Linked DNA regions of Homo sapiens: region 1 is linked to region 2. Evidence: chromatin loops called from intact Hi-C (ENCODE). Cell type or tissue: PC-9. All regions are shown on one strand. Each heading gives the region's core, and the rest is flanking DNA. Links, peaks and the distances in the headings are about the cores only. Region 1 overlaps NT5DC2 (5'-nucleotidase domain containing 2). Region 2 overlaps PBRM1 (polybromo 1).

The links. Hi-C counts contacts between places; a loop is a spot of excess contacts. Peaks named below come from ENCODE experiments on the same cell type or tissue, not always from the same donor. Only the 100,000 strongest peaks of a DNase experiment are listed, where the experiment ranks them.
Region 1: it touches region 2 in a loop (5-fold over the local background); 32 of 110 quality-filtered maps call a loop at or near these places.

The regions. Positions count from the first base shown.
Region 1 is chr3:52,525,294-52,528,096 of GRCh38, reverse strand. It overlaps NT5DC2 (5'-nucleotidase domain containing 2), which reads left to right. Exons shown (of 14, transcript NM_001134231.2): 7 at 24-84; 8 at 166-268; 9 at 379-480; 10 at 722-803; 11 at 2,802-2,803. Among named protein-coding and RNA genes, the nearest start is that of NT5DC2, 7.2 kb to the left of the region's middle. In PC-9, for the core only: no CTCF peak of the experiment used is centred there; a DNase peak (open chromatin) is centred at 1,616; H3K27ac peaks cover 791 bases.
Region 2 is chr3:52,669,598-52,672,400 of GRCh38, reverse strand. The region is part of intron 3 of PBRM1 (polybromo 1); the gene reads left to right. Among named protein-coding and RNA genes, the nearest start is that of PBRM1, 15 kb to the left of the region's middle. RefSeq lists an enhancer at 944-1,113. In PC-9, for the core only: no CTCF peak of the experiment used is centred there; a DNase peak (open chromatin) is centred at 1,450; H3K4me3 peaks cover 415 bases; H3K27ac peaks cover 2,292 bases.

The DNA.
Region 1 (2,803 bases), core at 195-2,694, 140 kb after region 2:
TCATTGTCCTCCACTGCCCCCAGGACGCCATCCGAGACGTGCATGTGAAGGGCCTCATGTACCAGTGGATCGAGCAGGACATGGGTAAGTGTGGACAGAAGCCCTGCCGTGGCCGGCCTGAGCAGGTGGCAGGACTGACCCTCACAGACTCATCTGCCCCATTAGAGAAGTACATCCTGAGAGGGGATGAGACGTTTGCTGTCCTGAGCCGCCTGGTGGCCCATGGGAAACAGCTGTTCCTCATCACCAACAGTCCTTTCAGCTTCGTGTGAGTCCAGCCCCTGTGGATGGAGGGACAGCAGGGCCAGGGCTCTGGGTGGGGAGGGCAGGCACGGAGCCGCCCTCAGACTACTTGCCACCTGAAACTCCTCCACACAGAGACAAGGGGATGCGGCACATGGTGGGTCCCGATTGGCGCCAGCTCTTCGATGTGGTCATTGTCCAGGCAGACAAGCCCAGCTTCTTCACTGACCGGCGCAAGTATGGGCATGGTGGGGGTTGCAGGGCCAGGGAAGGGGAATAGAGGCCCCACCCCAATGAGGGGACTGAAGCAGGAGGCCAACCTGGCCCTTGCCCACTGCCCAATGTGCTTGGGGTGAGAACACCCCCTTGCTGGCATGGGTCCACTTGAGCAGGTGGGCCTTTACGGAGGAGGGATGGGGGTTGCCCGGCCCGTGGCCCAGCCACAGACTGGAAGTCATGCCCTTTACCTGCACCCCAGGCCTTTCAGAAAACTCGATGAGAAGGGCTCACTTCAGTGGGACCGGATCACCCGCTTGGAAAAGGGCAAGATCTATCGGCAGGTAAGGGCCATCTGGGGAGAGCAGCATGTGGTGGGGGCATGGGGCCTAGCTAGGGCCCCAGGCTGTGCAGAGGCAGCCTCTGAAGAAGCAGCACAGCTCCTTGGCCCTGAGCAGCCTCACACAGGCAATGGCTGGCAGGGAGCAGGTCTGGGTGGCCTCGAGAGCTTGACCTCTGGGTCAAGCAGCCTGGCTTTGAATTCCTAACTCCACTACTCAGCAGAGGGAGCCTGGCCTGGTTGCCTGACCTCTGTGCCTTGCTTCCCTTGTCTGCAAAAGAGGTGTAATACTCTCTACTGAAGCTGTGGTATAAAGCTCTCAGAATGGCCAGTGCGCCAGGCACCGTGGCTCATGCCTATAATCCCAGCAGTTTGGGAGGCTGAGGCTGCAGGATAGTTTGTTGAGCTCAGGAGTTTGAGACCAGCCTGGCCAACATGGCGAAACCCCATCTCTACTAAAAATAGAAAAAATTAGCGGGGCATGGTAGCATGCACCTGTGGTCCCAGCTACTCCAGAGGCTGAGGTGGGAGGATCACTTGAGCCCAGGAGTTCGAGGCTGTGGTGAGCTGTGATCACACCACTGCACTTTAGCCTGGGCAACAATGCAAGACCCTGTCTTCAAAAAACAAGAATGGTCAGAGATCGTGAAATGCCTGATGAATGGTGTCATTTCTTGGGGTTGAGCACTCTGCTGCAGCCAGAACAAGTCTGGTTGGGGGCAGCTCACTGGGTGATCTAGAGAAACTCCTCCTTCCTACCTGGCTAGGAAAATGAGAGGGACTGGTGTTGAGGTGGGATTAGGTGTCTATGAGCAGGCAGTGATTAAGGTTTAGCCCTGGCTGGAATGCGGAAATCCTGGCTGAGCTGGGCTTCTTCAGGCTAGGGGTTCTAAAGGCCTTGGGGCTGGAGGAGGGGGAAGCCAGCAGCTGGCCAGGGGAGCAATGTGGAGGTGGCCAATGCCCAGCCTGGCCTGCAGGAAACACCCCCACCCTCTCAGCCCTGCCCACTTCTCTGCCTCCCACCCTTCCGCACCCAAACTCTCCACAGCCCTCGGGCCCAGGTGCGTCCCTTCAGCTCTGAGGGCGCTGCTCTCCCCTGCCTTGGCATCCAGCCTCAGCTAAAGAGGGTCATACACCTTTGTGAGAAACACATGACTTTCTTCCCTGGCAGCTTTCAGGCAGTTCTTTATGCCCAGTATTCTGAAGCTGCTTTCCACTGTGTGTTGGATCCTGCCTGTCAGTCACTAGGAGTCTGTCAGTCTCCTGCCCTTTGAGACTCTTTCTCTTGGTCTGGGGCCTGCCTGGGCCTCTGCCCCTCCACTTGAACTTAGTTCAGCAATTGGCTTCTCCCACACCACCTGTTTCCCCCAGCGCTTCCACTTCTGAGGCTTGGAATGCACAGACTGCTTCAAGAACTGTGCTTGCTGGGTGTCAATTATTCTCGCTTTTGGGGTGTGGACTCCTACCCTGGTGGCTGCTGCCTGAGCACTAGTCTGGTGATTCCTGCTCTGGGCCGCTCAGTTTCTGCCACCCTGTGAGCTTCCCCAGTTACATGTGGGCCTGGCTGAGTGTCTCCATCTTTCTCTGGCTCCAAGATGCTGGTGGCCCCGGTGAGGTCTGCCATTGGTCTGCCAGGTCCCTCTGCACTGAGGCAGGGGAGGCCAGCAAGGACTTCAGGGCTGCAGAGCCTTCCCTGCAGTTTCTACCTTACAAACAGGGATCTAATCCCTAACCTGGGGTACGTGTGAGACCACAGGGAGAAGGCCCTCGAGGCATGGGCACCATGCCAGGCCTGTAGGGCACCTTCCTGCAGCAGGCAGAATCCCCTTCCCAAGTAGGAGGGGAAAGTGACAAGAACCAGGGCCCAGGGAGGGAGCAGCAAGGCCATGGGAAAGGGCAGCCAGCATCCGGCTGGATTTGGGCTGCCTCTGGGGATTCGGGAGGGAGGACTGGTGGAGGACAAGGCACACTTGGCTCAGCAGCATTCCCCTCCTCTCCCTAGGG
Region 2 (2,803 bases), core at 274-2,773:
ATTCTAATCCCTGAAACCTGTGAATATATTGTGTTACATGGCAGAGGGGAATTAAGTTTGCTAATCAGCTGATCTTGAATTGGAGCGGTTATCCTGGATTATCCATGTGGGTCCAGTGTAATCACAAGGGTCCTTAAATGGGGAAGAGGGAGACAAGTTCAGTCAGAGATTTGAAGATGCTGTAGTGCTGGCTTTGAAGATGGAGGAAGGAGACTACAAGCCAAGGGATGCAGGTGAGCTCTAGAAGCTGAAAAAGGCAAGGAAACCTTTTTCGCTAGATGCTCCGTACTAGAACATCCAGACGGCATGCAGCCCTGCTAATACCTTGATTTTAGACCAGTGAGACCCATTTTGGACTTCTGACCTCTAGAACTAATATAATAAATGGGTTTTGTTTTAAGCCCTGAAGTTTGTGGTAATTTGTTACAGCAGCTGTAGAAAGCTGTGAGTTAACTAAAGATTTAGATTCATTCATGATTGTTGATGCTACAGTGGGTAGTTACCAAGCTCTAAGTTGAACTGGAGGCAAATTTCTCACCTCAACGAGCAAGCCACTGAGAATGCAGTGTCATCATCCTGAATTAGGAGAGCCCTGTAAATTAGCAAATTAGCCATGGCCAAAAAGGAAGCATTGTTTTTAAAATGAGGTAACTGTCTCCATATTTGAGTTGGTTTATCAATAATAGTCTTCTGAAAGTTGTCATTTAATTAGCATAAAGTAGTAAAAGCATGTATTTATTGTTTGCCACATTCTAGACACAATACCAAGCATTTTCCCAATCATATCTTATTTAAAATTCTGAGTTATCACAGTTTATAGGTGAGAACTTGCACAAGTTCTTGTAACTACTAAAAGATAACTGGTGTTCAGACTAAAGTCGTTCTGACTCCAAAGCCTGTGCTCTTAACCATTATGTGGTATAGAGTAGCAGCATCACACTGAAGTATACAAAACAACTTTTATAGAAGATACCGTCCCTCTGCTGCCTCCTTTTTGCTGGCAGGCGAGTGCTGAGGGGCAGAGGATACACACCTTGGGTGCTGGACCACTGTCATGTTACAACCTCGAAGATAATGGTGCCTTTTTTCTGACGCTCCTCTGTGGAATGTATGTTTTTTTCTCAAGTATTTATGAGAATTAGTATTGCTCAGAGCTACACAATTTGTGAATATCTTTTTGATACTTTGTTTCAGTTACTGTATTAGTCTGCTTTGTGCTAGGACATGCAAATCAACAATGGCTGAAACAAAAGAGAAATTTATTTCTCTTGTGTAAAAGTCCTGTTCTGTGAAGTTGTCAAGGTACAAGTATTAGCCAACTCTATTCTGCGGTCTTTGTGGTATCACCCTTGCCTGCATGGTCTGAGATGACTCACTACCACAACTGCCTTCCAGCCAGTATGGAAAAAGAATGAATGTTAAGGACATGACTTGGATATGACACACTTCAGCTCTCGTATTGGCTAGAATCTAGCTGCAGTGAGGCTGGAGAATAAATATGGTCTTTAAGGTTTTGTTTTGCTTTGTTTTCCTTAGAGACGAGGTTTTACCATGTCACATAGGCTGGAATGCAGGCTACTCACCAGCACCATCTTTGCACACTACAGCCTTGACCTCCTGGGCTCAAGCAGTCCTCCCTCAGCCTCCCAAGTAGCTGGGACTACAGGCATGCAACACCATGCTGGCTGAGAATATAGTCTTTAGTAGCCATGCAGCAGCTTAGAATGCTGTCATCCTGGGAAGAAGGGAAAATGGGGTAGGGAGTAGCCGGCAGGCTGTCTGCACACCAGGGCTAGTGTTTCTCATTATTCTGATTAAAACTTTGCATTTTGGTTATTTTGCAGCCATATGCCAGACTGCCCTCATCTATTGTTGAAAGAGAAAAGTTGTTTTGAAAGAACATACAATATAATCCTGTTTATGTTAAATTTGGTTTGTGTGTACATGTGCCTATAGAGAAGTCTGGAAGAATGTCTATAAAAATGCAAATGGTGCTATTTATTCTGGATTATAAGGATGATTCTTACTTTTGATGGTTTTCTGTATGTTTGATTTCAGAAAAAATTAGTACTGTTAGAAATTAGAAGTATTTCATTTTGAAATGGGGGGACCCTGTTTTGACCATATGACATAGAGTGAGAGGTTGGGATCCTGATTTTTCTTTTGTCTTTGTGGTAATTCTAAAAATGTTTGTGAGGAACCTTGTAGCAGTGATTCTGGGGGATAGTGTCCTTTCTAGGCACATGTTCTCATTGAATTCTCAATTGTCTACAGATAGTCCCCTTAGCTTGAGACACTGCTGGGGTCCTGCCTCAGCAAGGAGCACTGGACTGTGGGTCCTGTAGGCCCAGATGGAGAGGACCATCTTGGATATTAAGTTATCAGAGCCCTAATGTGTGCTGTGAGAAGGTTCCTTGATACCACTGACAACATCAGTATTCTTTCTGCTTTTTCTCTGATTTCTCAATATTCTGATTTTTTTGGTTGAAAAGAGTTCCCATATAAGTGGACCTGCACAGTTCAGTGGTCAACTGTACTGTATTAACATTCACTTCCTGGTTTTGATGGTTGAGTTGTGGTCCTTATTTGTGAGAAACAAACACTAAATTATCAGGCGTGATGGGGCATCATGTCAGAGCTTATTCAAATGGTTCAGAAAAAAAGTACTATTTTTGCAACTTTTATGTCAGAATACAAATTTAAAAATAATTTAAATATATTATACGTAATAAAAGAATGGCTATAACCTGTCAGCTAAGGTTCCAAGAGAGATTTAAGCCTTAATCGCCATGATGTTATTTGT